Linked DNA regions of Homo sapiens: region 2 is linked to region 1. A link is an interaction called in ENCODE POLR2A ChIA-PET data of the cell type or tissue named here. Cell type or tissue: MCF 10A. All regions are shown on one strand. Region 1 overlaps TULP4 (TUB like protein 4). Region 2 holds the start of LOC124901447 (a long non-coding RNA gene).

Region 1 (8,000 bases):
ACCCCTCAGTTACCCTTCAGCTTTGTCATATTCCCAGTGTGGCAACACTGGACTGCAACTTTCAGTATCTCCAGTGCCTGGCACAAGGTTAATGCTCAGCTGTTATCTGAATTAGAGTTTAGAGAGGATGTGGATGGAGTCACAGATTGGTTTTTCTTTTAATTCAATTGGGAGATAGTGTTGACTGTCATTACTGTTACAAAATTATTTGTATGAATTGAGGGAAGTGCAGACTGTCTGAGAAAACAAATGAAGACTGGTGTTCTGAATAGAGAATCATACTCAAAATTAACTGGACTTTCTCACTTCCCAATTAAAGGGGGTAAGATGCCAGCATTTTAGACATTATTGTTGGAATATCTTTGATAACTCAAAAACATTGTACATTTTGTTGTAGATCAGTTTTTTAAAGACATGTTTATTTGGAAGATAATGCCATATTAAAGGTCTGAACTAAGCTGTTAGCTTTCAAGCCTTAAGTTTAGAAAGTATACAGTGTACATTTTGAAATGGCAGTTGATTTTGTAAAAGGTCTTCAGGTTATTTTTGTAGCTATATCCAAAAATAAATGATGACTATTGGAGTTATTAGAAAGCAAATTATCTCTGTGCCAGAATGCTGGCTTTGGGAGTTTTTTTTTTTTTTTTTTTGACAACTTATGTTGGGAGAATAACAACCGATAACAGCACACAATAAACATCTCAATGATTTGTTTTGTGTTTACTTAAAACAAGTTTATATATTTATAGTCTTGTTCTCAAGTGGCTGACATGAACAGTAAAAGTGATACTGGAAAACTTGTGGGAATGAATATCCATCAATTGCCGGAACGCTGATGGTTAACTGGAAATTTAAGTCATTAAAAATCTTCCCAGTGGTTTGCTGTGCACTACTTGAGCTAGACCAGCTTTCTGCAGCCCACCTCATCCACTGAGCTCCCGAGCTCTGCTTGAAAGCAGGTGAGGACCCTAGCTCATTCCCTACTTGGTCTTCCATTCTACTGTTCCCCTTCCCAAGCTGCAGTCTGTCCTACCAGGATAAGTTCCTTGTGGTGGCCCTTTTTCTACAGTGAGTGTCTCCAGGGACACTTTTTCTTTTTGAGACGGAGTTTCGCTCTTGTTGCCCAGGCTGGAGTGCAATGGCGTGATCTTGGCTCACCACAACCTCCGCCTCTCGGGTTCAAGCGATTCTCCTGCCTTAGCGTCCCGAGTAGCTGGGATTACAGGCATGCGCCCCTATGCCCGGCTAATTTTTGTATTTTTAGTAGAGACGGGGTTTCTCCATGTTGGTCAGGCTGGTCTTGAACTCCTGACCTCAGGTGATCCGCCCGCCTCGGCCTCCCAAAAAGTAGAAGGAGCTGTTTCCGCCCGGTTTTGAACCGGGGACATTTCGCGTGTTAGGCAAACTTGATAATTACTACGCTATGGAAACCCTGGGACATTTCTAATTAGCCCTGCTTAACTAGTATTTTAATTTGGGCGTCTCATTGCTCAGGTATGTTCCTTTTGCCTTAGTCACCTAGATATCTTGTAGTCAGTCAGCTAGTTCAGGTTTCTAGCTAAAACAACAACAACTCTTCTCATTAGAATTCACTTGTGTGCGTGTGTGGCGTCTTTACATGTAAACTTAGGAACTGCATCTAGGTTTGAGTGGTTGGTGCCACTACCATGTGGCTATGGGATGTTGGACAAAACACCTAACCTCCCTAAGTCTCAGTTTCCTATTTTGGAAGATAAGAATGGCAACATTTGCATCATATGGTAGTTGGGAGAATCAAAAGCTCTTACCCACCACACTCTCCTAATGTCTGATGTGGAAATGTCAGTCTCCACTCATGCTCCGGCTCTCTTCAGTTTGCTGGAACCTTTCTTATGGTGAGTTCATTGTACTTTTAGGATATTGGATGTCCTTGAAGACCAGAATGTCTACTGCAATACAGATCAGCTTTCATTTAGATTTTTCTTCCTAGCAGCATCTCCTGTGGTGTTAAAAGATCCTGACTTCTGCAGAAAGATGGTAGAAAGTTCCATAGCCCTTTCATAAGTATTGAGTGATAGTTTCTAACCATACCTGCTTCTTAGGTTTGAAGTGTTCCATGGAGATGCTTGGAAGATGTTAGGCCAGGGATCTCTTTGGTGTATGTTACATTTTTTCTGTAACATATAAAATAAAACCCTTAAGAATAATGTATTGAGGATATGTACATGTATAATTAAGGTATAAAAATGCCTGTGAATTGGCCAGGTGCGGTGGCTCAGGCCTGTAATCCCAGCACTTTGGGAGGCCAAGGCGGGTGGATCACAAGGTCACGAGTTTGAGACCAGCCTGACCAACATGGTGAAACCCCGTCTCTACTAAAAATTCAAAAATTAGCCAGGCGTGGTGGTGCACGCCTGTAATCCCAGCTACTCAGGAGGCTGAGGCAGGAGAATTGCTTGAATCCAGGAGGTGGAGGTTGCAGCAAGCCGAGATTGCACCACTGCACTCCAGCCTGAGCGACAGAGGAGACTCTGTCTCAAAAAAAAAAAAAAAAAAAATGCCTGTGAATTAAAAACATGAAATATCCATAAGGTCATTTTTTTCCTCAGACAAGAAAAGATTGAGGTCTGAGAGGAATACAGAGGGCTCTGGATAGTACTGGTGATATTTTAAGCCGAATGAGAACATTTCATAGTAAATTTTTCTTTAAACTGTTATATATGTCATAAATATTGCCTAAGATTTTTAAGTTAAAAAAAAAGTCTATGGAGAGAGTTTAACCTTCTTTCAGCTTCACTTACCTGAAACAAGGTAATAGTCATGGCAGTACCTCCTTCTAAGATGTTTGTGGAGCTAAAATAAGCTATGTAAAATAATGTATGTAAAAATGACTTAAACTTATTGTTGCTGAAATACATTGTTTAAATTCACTGTCTAACAAGATAGTTTTTTCAGACGTATGAGAAGATGGAAGTAAAATATGGTCATTGTGGGAAAATCAGAAAATAAGGAAAAGTTTAAAAATCATTTATAACACACCTGTTGGGGTGATCAGACCCAACACCAGGTCGTGGGGGTGACGAAGTCCAGCGGAGTCAAAGGAATTAGAAAAGACAGTTTGAGAGAGAAAGTGGGTCCAGGGGGCCATCGCTAGTGTGTAGAGGCTGCGAAGGCCCCGAGCTCTGGGAGCCCAGACTATTTATTGGTGATCAAACAGGTGTTGAGAATGTGGGGGTCAAAAGGGCACCGTTGCATTAAGCACATGATTTACAGCTGTGACGGTTTAGCATATGCTCTGCTACTTGAGATAATGGAGAGCAGGTTCTTTTAACTCAAGATACAATCGATCCTGGGAGAGCAAGGAGCAAGGAGCAAGGAGCCAGCAAGTCTAGACACATTCCAGAGCCACGAGCCCTGGATTCTATCCAAGCCACAAGGGGTTTTTATGCCCTGGGCTGAGATTATGGTGCGTCAGGGTAGCCTTCCACCCTTTAGCACAGAGCTTGGCGTTCCAAAGGCCACAAGGAGTTTTAGACCCTGGATCCCGGACATGTTCCAAGAATCTTTTACATTATGTCAGACGTACAAGCCTTGCCTCGGCGTCTCCCAACACACACCACCAGGAACGTCTTAGTTTATTTCTCTTTAGTGTGATTTTATTTTCTTTCCTCAGAACCAGAACTAATTGATACAGTTGTTTTCTAGGACATTTTTGCATTGTAGAAGTATGACAGCAAGAACACATGCTTAAAAAGCAAAGAATGAAGTGGCTCCTCTGAGTGTTCCACCAGGTGCTCCTTGGGCAGGCGTCTCTCCCCTCTTTGTGTCCTCCCTGAATGCACCTGTTTGGTGCTTCCTGAATACTCATTGGCTGAGTGATTGACGGCCACAGGTGACAGCTTGGTTAACAGGTGCTCTGAACAAGAGAGAGAAGACAGAGCCTCTTGGACCCTGACCTAACCTTGAACTTGCTTTGTGACCTTAGGAAAGCTTATTCACCTCATTAGCCTACCTTTCCTCATCTGTGAGCCAGAGCACTAAACATTTATGTTTAGAGCTAAACAGATGTCTGTTTTAGCTCTAAATTAACTATTAATACTAATAACTACTAGATACACCAAGGGTATTTAGTTGAGAGTGAGTGAAAAGAAGTGATGAGGAAAAATGTGAATTTCACAAGTTTTCAAAGTGATTTGCAACCTCAATGAATAGTGCATGTGATTGAACATACTTTCCAGTAGAATTTTTACTCAGGAGTTTGCAGCTATGATGAGTGGAAAAGAATAGAAGTTAGAGTCATAGGGGGTACTATTCCACAGGATTTTGAGGCAGATGAATGCCTGAATATGGTCAAAAGATGAAAGTATTAACTGTTGGGTTTCCTCCAGACCGTAATTATAATGTAGCTCTTCAGCATTGTTTTATCTTGCTTTAATGGAAGAATCTTGCTGCCACTTAATAGATGAGAAGCATGGAATGGTAGTTTCGCATTCATATCAGATTTGGTGTGGAGTTCACTTTTTCCTAATTCAGGCCTGGCTAATAATATAAACTCTATCCAATAAGAAGATATATTATTTTCTGACAAAAAAGTTTGGAAAATACAGGAAGGAATGTGTAACTGTGTTTCCTGGTACATGTCCTAAGGAAGCTGGGACTAGAAGGTCACCCCCCAGCACATGCAGGTTCAGAACTGGTTAGAGGCACGGCGGTCCCCAGATTCCAGGGCTTTGACCACAGATCTGTTTTCTGAGTTCCTGTATTATCTCTAGGCCATTTCATTCACAGATTCTTGCCAACCAACTGAGATTAACTGAATTGTGTTTGAATGAGAACTGGATTTGTGAACATTCAAATGACAGAAATAAATTTGGCTATCTGAAAGTAAAATCTAAAGTTTTCTTCACATGTAGTTAGTGTTTCAGAGGGCTTAAGAGAAACTCAGTAATAGTAAAGACTACCCAACTAAAAATGGGCAAAGAATCTGAATAGACATTTCTCAAAAAACACACAAATGGCCACCAAGCACATGAGAAGATGCTCCGCATCATTAACCATCAGGGAAACACAAATCAAACTGCTGCACACTCACCAGGGTGGCTGTCATTTTTTAGAAGACAGGCAATAGCAAGTATTAGAATTTGGAGAAACTGGGAACCTCAGCCATTGCTAGTGGGGATGTAAGTTGGTGCATCATTTTGGAAACCAGTCCTGTAGTTCCTCAAAAAGTTGAACATAGAATTATCATTTGACCCAGCAACTCCACTCCTAGGTATAGACCCAAGAAAAATGAAACATGTTTATACAAAAAAAAAACTTGCACACAAAAGTTCATAGCAGTATTCATAATAGCTAAAAGTTGATGAACAGATCAACAAAATGTGGTCTCTCAATACAATGGAATGTTACTGGGCTATATTTAAAAGGTAAACACTGATACATGGTACAACATGGATAAACCCTGAAAACATGCTAAGAGAAGGAAGCCGGTCACAAAAGAGAACATATCGTATGATTCCTTTTATATGAAATGTCCAGAGTAGGCAAATCTGTAACAACAGAGAATTGGTTGCTTAGGGCTGGAGGGAAATATTGTGGGGTTGGTTGGTGGTAGCTAAAAAGTACAGGGCTTTGAGGGTTGAGGTAGATGTTCTAAAACATATTGTAAAGGTTGTACAACTCTGTGAATATACTAATAACCATTGCATTGTACACTGACAATGGGTGAATTACATATGTGAATTTTGTCCCAATAAAGCTGTTATCCAACCCCTTATCATTTGAATCAGTTTTAACATCTTACTCTTGAGAGAGAGAGAGGGAACAGATAACGGTTAATCATCTTTCAAGAATAGTTTAATAGAACAAAAGCTACAAAGTTCTCAGTCTGGTGTGGAACATTTGTGTGACGGAGCGCAGTGTACCGTATGGGCCGGGACTGTGCAGAAGGTGCTGCACGCAGAGCAAGCGGGAGTGCTTGGAACTTCAGGGAAGGCTTTACTCACCAGGCGGCAAGGGGCAGAAGGGTGTTCCTGGCCAAGGGTGGCACGAAGCATGTGGTGATGTTGCTTTTTAAGTTACAGAGTTGGGTAAGGGGTGCAAGTGGTGGGAGACAGGTCTGGAAAGGGAGATTACCTTTCAAAACATTTATCTTTTATTAAAGAGGAAACTGTATATGTAAATACTGTGCTGAAGCAGTCTTTATCTTCTGGAGTTTTGAGTTTGTGAATTAATAACACAGAGCTCTCATTTGCTGAATGTTTGCGGTGTGCCTGGCCCCGGTCTGAGGTCCTTTCTTAAGATACTCCTCACAACTCCGTGAGGGGTGTGCTACCATGGCTTGCGTCAAGCAGACGAGGAAAGGGGCAGCAAGAGGGTCCTGGTGGCCACAGCTGTGCAGCTGGTGAGTGAATGACGAGGCCCGGAGTCAGAGCCAGGCAGCCAGACTCCAGAGCCCGCCTTCCTCACCACTGACCTCCCGGTGACATCTCTGGGGGCAGCAGTCTGCAGAACCATTGTTCTAGTTGAATTTCTTCCAGCCTCCTTTTCAGGGTGCTTTTGGTTCGTTAAAATGACCACATGTGTCTACAATTAAATTGGCAATCACTTTGTTTTTCTTGCACAATTGTAGTTGTTGCTGGTTCACTTAATAAATTGCAGAATAAGAAGAACAGAGTGGTGATAATCACAGGGATTTCTTCCTTGAGCTGTGTGTATTTAGTGTTCATTCAAATTACATTTGTTTTAGGTTGAGAGAAATCCTTCTGAATAGTGATGACATTGGTTGTTCCCTGAGATGGCTTCTTGTGTAAATCTATCAACACCCTTTGGAGGGCTCCTGACTCAGAAGATGAACGTCCTTGGGATGGGCAAAGTGATGCTTGTTTTGCCTTCCCTAAAAGTAGTTCTAGGTGTAAGAAGTGATGTGACTGACTTAGGGCCTTAGATTATGGCCCAAATGTAGGCTTTCTGCAGTTCTGCCCTATGTTTTTTTGTGTAGATTTTCCTGCCTTTAATAACTTCACTGATAATAGTAACACTCTAAAATGAGAGAACATGTCTTATATTGGAGAGGGTAATAGGTTGGTATCTTTTTGAACCATCAAAGGCCTAGGTCAAAACTAACCCTTTCCTCTGACTTCTTAGTCAAAGAACATACACTTTAGCTAATACCCCAAGACAGAAGTTCTTTGGTGCTGAGAGTCAACGAGAGTCACATTCTCCTTGAAAAGGGAAGGGAAGCTCTATACCTGGATAACTGCGCAGATCCATGGCCCCATAGCACAAAATTCGGGCAACTGAGAACCCAGCTGGCCCCCAGCTGGTAATTCCTCAACATTCTGGTGTGTCCTAACATTGCCAAATAGGCTGGAAGGATTTAGAGAACAGGAAGTAAGCTACTGGGAGATAAGGCTGCAGCTGTGAATTATAGACAGGGGAGGAAATGAGAATAACAGCATTAGCAGTTTGGCTTTATTTTTAAACCAAAAATCACTGGAAAGATTTCTGTCTCTAATTTAAGGGTGTTACTCACCTTTTCGTTTATACTAGTTGGAACTCTTAGCAAAGTATGTAAATGGGACTATGTTTCCATGTACTGCTGCATCTCAACTGATTAAGAATCTTTTTTTTTTTTAGAGGTGGAGTCTTGCTCTGTCGCCCAGGCTGGAGTGCAGTGGCATGATCTCGGCTCACTGCAAGCTCCGCCTCCCGGGTTGATGCCATTCTCCTGCCTCAGCCTCCCGAGTAGCTGGGACTACAGGTGCCCGCCACCACGCCCAGCTAGTTTTTGTATTTTTAGTAGAGACGGGGTTTCACCGTGTTAGCCAGGATGATCTCAATCTCCTGACCTCGTCATCTGCCCTCCTCTGCCTCCCAAAGTGCTGGGATTACAGGCGTGAGCCACCGCACCTGGCCACTGATTAAGAATTTCTAAAAGATGAAATTGAGTCTGTGAACATTTCGTTTATCCAACAATGGCAACTGTGTTGTCATAAGACCAAAAAATCTTCAATTTCACA
Region 2 (8,000 bases), 110 kb before region 1:
CCTAGTAAGCCTGAGGGTACTGCAGGAGACCAGAGTGTATCTCAGTCCTTTTCTCAACCGCATAGGACAGACACTCCCAGAGCGGCCGTTTATAGACCTCCCCCTAGGAATGCATTTCTTTTCCTAGGGTCTTAATATTTAATATTACTTGCTAGGAAAAGAATTTAGTGGTATCTCTCCTACTTGGCACGTCCATTTATAGGCTCTCTGCAAGAAGAAAAATATGGCTGTATTCTGCCTGACCCCGCAGGCAGTCAGACCTTATGGTTGTCTTGCATTGTTCCCTAAAATCGCTGTTATTCTGTTCTTTTTTAAGGTGCACTGATTTCATATTGTTCAAACACACATGTTTTACAATCAGTTTGTACAGTTAACGCAATCATCACAGGGTCCCGAGGTGATGTACATCCTCAGCTTACGAAGATAACGGGATTAAAAGATTAAAGTAAGACAGGCATAAGAAATTATGAGAGTATTATTAGGGAAGTGATAAATGTCCATGAAATCTTCACAGTTTATGTTCAGAGATTGCAGTAAAGACAGGCTTAAGAAATTATAAAAGTATTAATTTTAGGAACTGATATATGTCCACGAAATCTTCATAATTTATGTTCCTCTGCCACGGCTCCAGCTGGTCCCTCTGTTCGGGGTGCCTGACTTCCCACAACAGATAAGGGTCCAACAAAGATCACAAGGCAAAGGGCAAAAGCAGAACTACTGATAAGGTTCTATGTTTAGCGGTGCACGTATTATCTTGATAAACATCTTAAACAACAGAAAACAGGGTTTGAGAGCAGAGAACTGGTCTGACCACAAATTTACCAGGGCGGAGTTTTTTCCCACTCTAGTAAGCCTGAGGGTACTGTAGGAGACCAGGGCGTATCTCAGTCCTTATCTCAACCGCATAAGACAGACATTCCCAGAGCGGCCGTTTATAGACCTCCCCCTAGGAATGCAATTCTTTTCCTAGGGTCTTAATATGTAATATTCCTTGCTAGGAAAATAATTTAGCGATACCTCTCCTATTTGCACATCCATTTATAGGCTCTCTGCAAGAAGAAAAATATGGCTGTATTCTGCCTGACCCCGCAGGCAGTCAGACCTTATGGTTGTCTTCCCTTGTTCCCTAAAAATCGCTGTTATTCTGTTCTTTTTCAAGGTGCACTGATTTCATATTGTTCAAACACACATGTTTTACAATCAATTTGTACAGTTAACACAATTATCACAGTGGTCCTGAGGTGACGTACATCCTCAGCTTACAAAGATAACAGGATTAAGAGATTAAAGACAGGCATAAAAAATTATAAAAGTATTATTTGGGAACTGATAAATGTCCATATTAAAATGAAATCTTCACAATTTATGTTCCTCTGCCGCAGCTCCAGCCGGTCCCTCCGTTTGGGGTCCCTGACTTCCCGCAACATCTCTCCCTTTCTTTTTATATAAATGTGCCATGGCGATGAAGGCTTGTTCGTTCTCCCAGTTTTGACACAGGATTCTTTGACTGGTCTGGCACATGGTATCCAGATTCCTTCTTGATCTCGAACCAACATTATACTTTTCCTGGAGTCAAAACGGGAGTTAACACAAGTGTATAAATGACAATTAATGCATTGGACAGTTTGATTGTTCGTCCAAATTTTGATATTTTCCACTAACAGCATGTAAGGAGGCTTAACACAACTCTGTATAGGAGTAGTCAGGTTGGCGGTAAACAAAGCAGAATGTTTGAGTCTACGTTGATACTGAGGGAGAGGAGCGGCAGTGGCAATGCCCAATGTTCTGCGCCACAAAGAAGCAATCCTAGGTGCCCGGGGATGCCGAACAGGTAGAGGAGCATACCTGGGTCAAGAAGAATTATCATAATGCCAATTGGAGTCCCATAAAGGAGGATCAGCATCAAAAAGAGGGAAAAGGTTCAAAGGGGATTTATCATGGAGTTCAGAATCACGGATGCAAGGGGCGGTAGTGGGGACAACAGACAGAAACGTTTCCCCTTCCCATACTTGCAGTCTGGACATGGCAATAGCCAATTTCCAAAGTTCTGGGTGTTCTGGGCTCGGAATGGGGAGTATCCATACTAGGCCTCGGTCGGGGTGGGGGGTAATGCCCTTATCTTCCTGTTTTAAGGAAAAGGACGAGCTGAACCTCCTATGCCAAGTAGGATGATGATCCTCGTCATCCCAATAAGAAATATAAAATAAGTAGCCTCCAGGCATTCCCTTCTGCCAGAGGAGCAATCGTTTTTTAAATAGCCCTTTGGTGCCCAGTCTATTACTAAACCATATGAGTCATTTTTTTTAATACTACTGCATGTGAATTAACACAATCTTCCCAAATTAAAGTTTTAGATGGGCCCTCAAAATTTTTAGGACATGGTTTTCCTACAGGTTTATATTGAAGGTATGGGGTATCTCCTATTACTCCCCCTTTCATTTGTCTTAAAGGAGAAAGGGAGAGGCCGGAGACCAAATGTCCCCATTCCCTTGTGGCTGATCTCTCCAGAAGGTAAGCAGCCCAGACTTGAGTTTCTAGATGGATACAACCAGGTGCATGTCCAAAGCCCAGAGGAGGGCATTTATAACCCATAGTAACATTAAATGCAGTGCTTTCTTTTCCTGGTTGAGCAGGGCAATGTTCATCTGTAGCTCCAGGCAGCCACACACGATATCGTTAGCATAGATTTCCACAGGAGCATCCATCCAGGTGAGAGATTGAATAAGTGGGGGAAAAAGCACATAAGCCTAATAAGAATAATTTTGTGTAGCAGGTAAATCAGTTTGAGGGGAAACTGGTAAGACAAAGTGTAAGGGGGAGAATTATTAAATAAAACCTATTATAAGCGAGATCCAGTGCTAAAGGAGGAAGAGAAGAACAGGGGGATGTTATTTTCAGGCTAATAGAAATGGTGAGATTTTTAGGTTCTTAAGGAGAAAAAGGGAATTAGGAGAAGTGGGATTAGTTAGAGGGGTCTCTGTTGCCATTAGGGAGGATTGAACCACACCCATTTTAATTTGGCGTGCCAGTTTCTGAGGAGTCGGCACAGATCTCACCAGGTATGAAGGTGGTCTCTGACGCAGACGTCTCTTCCCTATGGTTTTTATTGTCAGTATTCACACGAAGTTTAAGTCTCCTAGTGGGCACCCAGACAGGGGATTGATGATCTCCTGGTGAAACACAAGCATACCCTCTTCCCCACGTTGTAATTGTTCCAGCTTCCCAGGTATTGGTCTGGGAGTTTTTCCCTAACACTGGCTTGCCTTCATTTAGGGAGAATTTTTTGCCTGTTCAGCTGCAGTCAGAGTATGTCTTTAGGAACATTTAGAAAGTTTAAAGTAAACAATGCTAAATGTAACTGGGAGTGGGGAGTGGTTAAATTATGCTTTTGTTGCTCAGACTGTTTGGACAATTGAGTTTTTAAAGTGCAATTGGCCTGTTCCGCCACAGCTTGTCCCTGAGGATTGTAAGTTACTCTGGTAATACGGGAAATTCCCCATTGTTGCATAAATAAATCAAAAGCCTTACTAACATATCCAGGGGCATTGTCTGTCTTTATTTGATATGGAAGCCCCATAACTGCAAAGCAAGAATACAGATGTCTTTTAATATTGGCTGTGCCTTCCCGTTTGGCAAGTAGCCCAAATAAAACCTGAAAAGGTGTCTACAGAAACATGTACATGTGAAATTCTGCCAAAGGAGCTAACATGAGTCACATCCATTTGCCATAAATCATTAGGAGTTAGGTCTCTGGGATTAATGCCAGGTTCCTGATTTGGAAGTACAAAAACTTGGCACTGAGGGCAGTGGTGGACAATAAGCTTAGCCTCCTTCCAGGTGAGAGCAAATTTATCTTTTAATCCAGCAGCATTGACATGAGTGAGATTATGGAACTCCTGAGCTTCTCGGATTGCAATAGAGACCAGTCGACCTTATCGTTACCAGCAGACATGGGTCCCAGTAGAGTGGTATGAGATCTAATATGTGTAATATAGAAAGGGTGTCTACGTTGGCGAACCGCCTGTTGTAACCTTGAAAATAAAGAAGCCAATTCAGAATTACCAATATGTTTGATAGTAGCGGTTTCTATATTTTTAGTGGCATGTACAACATAAGCAGAATCAGAGACAATATTTAAAGGTTTGGGGAAATCCTGTAAGGCAATAATTACAGCAATTAACTCTACCTTTTGAGCAGAGGTATAAGGGTTAGAAATAAGCTTGTCTGTAGGACCCACATAACCAGCATTTCTGTTACTGGAGCCATCAGTGAACACTGTAATGGCCTCAGGAATGGGCTGATCTTTGGTCAATCAAGTGACCACCCAAGAAGTCATTTTTATAAAATCAAACAGTTTTTTTTTTTTTGGATAATGATTGTCAACAACACTGATAAAATCAGCCAAGTGAATTTGCCACAGTATGGAATGTTGAAAAGTGGCCTGAACTTCGAGTTGATTTAAAGGAACCACAATTAAATTCGGATCAAATCTGGAAAATTTAAGTATTCTACACCGAGCTTGTCCAATTAGGGTGGCCATTTGGTCCAGATAAACAGACAAAGTTTTTGACACAGAATGAGGAAGAAAACACCACTCCACTAAGTCATTATGTTGAACTATTAGCCCAGTAGGGGAGTGCAATGAAGCGAAAACCAGAAGCTGAAAAGGCTGAGACGGCTGTACCCTAGACAACTGGGCAGTTTGGATTCTTTACTCCATGAATTCCAGTTCTAGTGAAGCCTCAGGGGTGAAAGTCCTGGGACTGCAGAGATTGGAATCTCCACACAGCATAGAAAACAAGTTAGATGGCGCGTATGTTGAAATGCCTAAAGTAGGTCTTAATTAATGTTATCTAAAAGTTTTTGGAATCATTTAAGGTTTTCAAAGAATCTCTCCTAATCTGAACCTTTTGAGGTTGAATATATTCTTTATTGAACACCATTCCTAAATATTGAACAGGAGTGGTCTGTTGAATTTTATCCTGAGCGATGTGTAATCCAGCCTCTTTAACACAATGGCTCAAAAATTGTTAACAGTCAATTCTTTATCAGTGGGGGCAGCGATTAATATATCATCAATATAATGAAGAATATAGGCCTGGGGAAATTGAGCTCAAAGTAGTGAAAGCACCTGTCCAACATAAAGCTGGCAGATGGTAGGGCTATTCAGCACTCCCTGAGGAAGTACTTTCCATTGATAACGAGCTGCAGGCTCCTGATTATTGATAGATGGTACAGTAAAAGCAAATTTTTCACAATTCGATTTATGTAAAGCAATATGAAAGAAATAGTCTTTAAGATCAGTAACTATGAGAGGCCAATTCTTAGGTATTAAAGCAGGGGCAGGCATCCTGGGTTGGACAGCTCCCATAGGTTTAATTACAGCATTAATGGCCCTTAAATCAGTTACCATCCTCCACTTGCCTGATTTCTTTTTTACTAGAAACACAGGAGACTTCCAGGGGGAGAGAGAAGGTTCCACATTTCCAAGTTGTAACTGTTTAGCAACCAATTGAGTTAAAGCCTCCAGTTTTTCTTGAGAGAGCGGCCGCTGCTCAATCCAAACAGGTGTTTCAGATTTTCATTGTAGGGAGGCATAGCAGTGGCTGTCATTGAAAAGGATGACCTAAACCAGCCCTCTTCTACAGTAACTTGAAGAGGTTTAGTAATTCCTTCATGTCTTGGACCGAGACCGAGTCCGGGAACAAACCCCATGTTTTCCATTATATTTTGACTGGGAGCACTGTAAGAGTTATGTGGAATATTAATTTCAGCCCCCCACTGTGTCAGCAAATCTCTACCCCAAATATTAGTGGAGATTGGCATGATATAAGGCTGAATTTTACCCTTTTGACCCTCAGGGCCAGTGCAAGGCAAGATAAATGTGCTCTGGTGAACTTCATCAGCTTTTCCAATCCCTGCTAGTTATATGTTAGTGGGATGTTTACGCCAGGAGGAAGGCCATAAATTAGAGGAAATAATAGAAACATCAGACCCAGTATCTAGTAGGCCCTTAAACTTTTTTCCTTGAATGTGTATGGTGCAGGTGGGCTGTTGTTCAGAAATTACATTAATCCAATAAGTGGCTTTTTCACTGTCAGAGCCCATCCTAGGACCCCGTGTCTTATCTCCTTTGTTTAAAACAATATTAGGTAGTAAAAGTAATTGAGCAATTGACTCACCAGCCAGAGTGGAAACAGGAATTTCAATGTAGGTTCTATTTTCCGTAAGTGTTGGCCGGCTGAGAAATAAAGGCAGCAGTATAAAGAGAGGAATTTTACAGCTGGGCCTCTGGGCATGACATCACATGTCGGTAGGACCGTGATGCCCGCCTGAGCCTCAAACCAGCAAGTTTTTATTAAGGATTTCAAAAGGGGAGGGGTTGTAAGAACAGGGAGTAGGTACAAAGATCACATGCTTCAAAGGGTAAAAAGCGTAACTACTAATAAGGGTCTAATAAAGATCACATGCTTCTCAGGGAACACGACAAAGGGCAAAAGCAGAACTACTGATAAGGGTCCAACAAAGATCACAAGGCAAAGGGCAAAAGCAGAACTACTGGTAAGGGTCTCTGTTGTTTTCAGTTTGGAGCTGATGTAAACCCTGCTGCTGTGAATACTTTGTATGTGAATACCTTATATCTACCTCCCCTTGAGCACTCACAGACAATGTGTTGTGGTGCACACACTCAGGAGTGGGAATGCTATTTGCAGGGTATTCACGTCTTCAGTAATACTAGTAATACCAAACTATTTTCCAGAGTGGTTGCATTCTTACAACTTGTAATGAATATGTTTCTGTTAAAATTGTGTAAGTGGAAAATATCTTCCCTAATTTATCTCCAGTCTCTAACGTTAATTCAAACGGTTTAGAAAACAAAACAAACCAAAAATGCTTTTTTACCTCTCCACTCCCGATGGTAAATTTTATCTGTGTTGGTGGAAAATAGGAATCAGATAACACAAAACAAATTGTAGTGAAAATAAGTTAGAAAGTAGAATATCTAATTGGGGACAAGAGAGGGAGAGAACACAGCACAGGGGCCTTGTGTATAATATTAATAATATTAATAGCTGTTTAATGAAGATTTATTGGTTGATTAATCTATGGGTATCTAACATACCTGATACACCATCCTGTCCCTAGGTTGAACTTTCCAAGCAAGTTCTGGGGCTCCTTCTTTGCCATTAGAACTGGATCGTATGGAAGCTAGAGTGGGAAGCATCTTATGTGTTTCATTACTGGCATCTAGAACCCTAGCAGGTCATTAATTCAATTAGACACATGTATTCTTTGGTTTGAGATTCTAATATCCTAAAAGCAGGTATGGGTTTTGTACTGATATACAGGAATGTTCTGAAAATAAGCTGTAATTATTAGAAACAGGTTTGTTTCTAATAATATCTGTGGAGGTCAGCATTATTTATTCTTAATGAAAACACCCAGGATTGCCCTTGGGCCTGTGTTAACAGTGCTCAGGGTAAAAAACATCATAATGACAAGCAGAGTAATATTTACTTTCAATCTGTTATTGAAAGACTTTATATGAATAGTTGCTTTTTAACCAACTTATCTCATTTTTTAAATTGAGGGGAAATATATATACCATTAAATTTACCAATTTTACCTTATTTTTTTTTTTGAGATGGGGTCTCACTCTGTCACCCAGGCTGAAGTACAGTGGTGTGATCATGGCCCGCTGTAGCCTTGAGTTCCCGGGCTCAAGCAATCCTCCCACCTCAGCCTTCCAAGTAGCTGGGACTACAGGTGTGCATCTCCATGTCTGGCTGATTTTTTTATTTTTTGTAACGACGGGGTCTTGCTATATTGTCCATGCTGGTCTGAAACTCCTAGGTTCAAGCCATCCTCCTGCCTCAGCCTCCCAATGTGTTGGGATTATGGGTGTGAGCCACTGTGCCCAGCCCATTTTTACCATTTTTAAAGTGTACAGTTCAGTGATATTAAAGTACATTCACATTATTTTGCAACCATTTGCCTTC

The links. Peaks named below come from ENCODE experiments on the same cell type or tissue, not always from the same donor. Only the 100,000 strongest peaks of a DNase experiment are listed, where the experiment ranks them.
Region 2: POLR2A ChIA-PET joins it to region 1 with 10 read pairs; 2 of 35 experiments call an interaction of 5 or more read pairs at or near these places.

What each region holds. Positions count from the first base shown.
Region 1 is chr6:158,402,258-158,410,257 of GRCh38, forward strand. All of the region lies in intron 1 of TULP4 (TUB like protein 4), which reads left to right. Among named protein-coding and RNA genes, the nearest start is that of SNORA116, 83 kb to the left of the region's middle. In MCF 10A, no CTCF peak of the experiment used is centred here; a DNase peak (open chromatin) is centred at 3,454.
Region 2 is chr6:158,297,043-158,305,042 of GRCh38, forward strand. LOC124901447 (a long non-coding RNA gene) reads right to left here and starts at 6,330. Exons shown (of 2, transcript XR_007059835.1): 1 at 6,183-6,330; 2 at 1-3,136. It also overlaps a transcript of TULP4 not described here. In MCF 10A, no CTCF peak of the experiment used is centred here; a DNase peak (open chromatin) is centred at 3,699.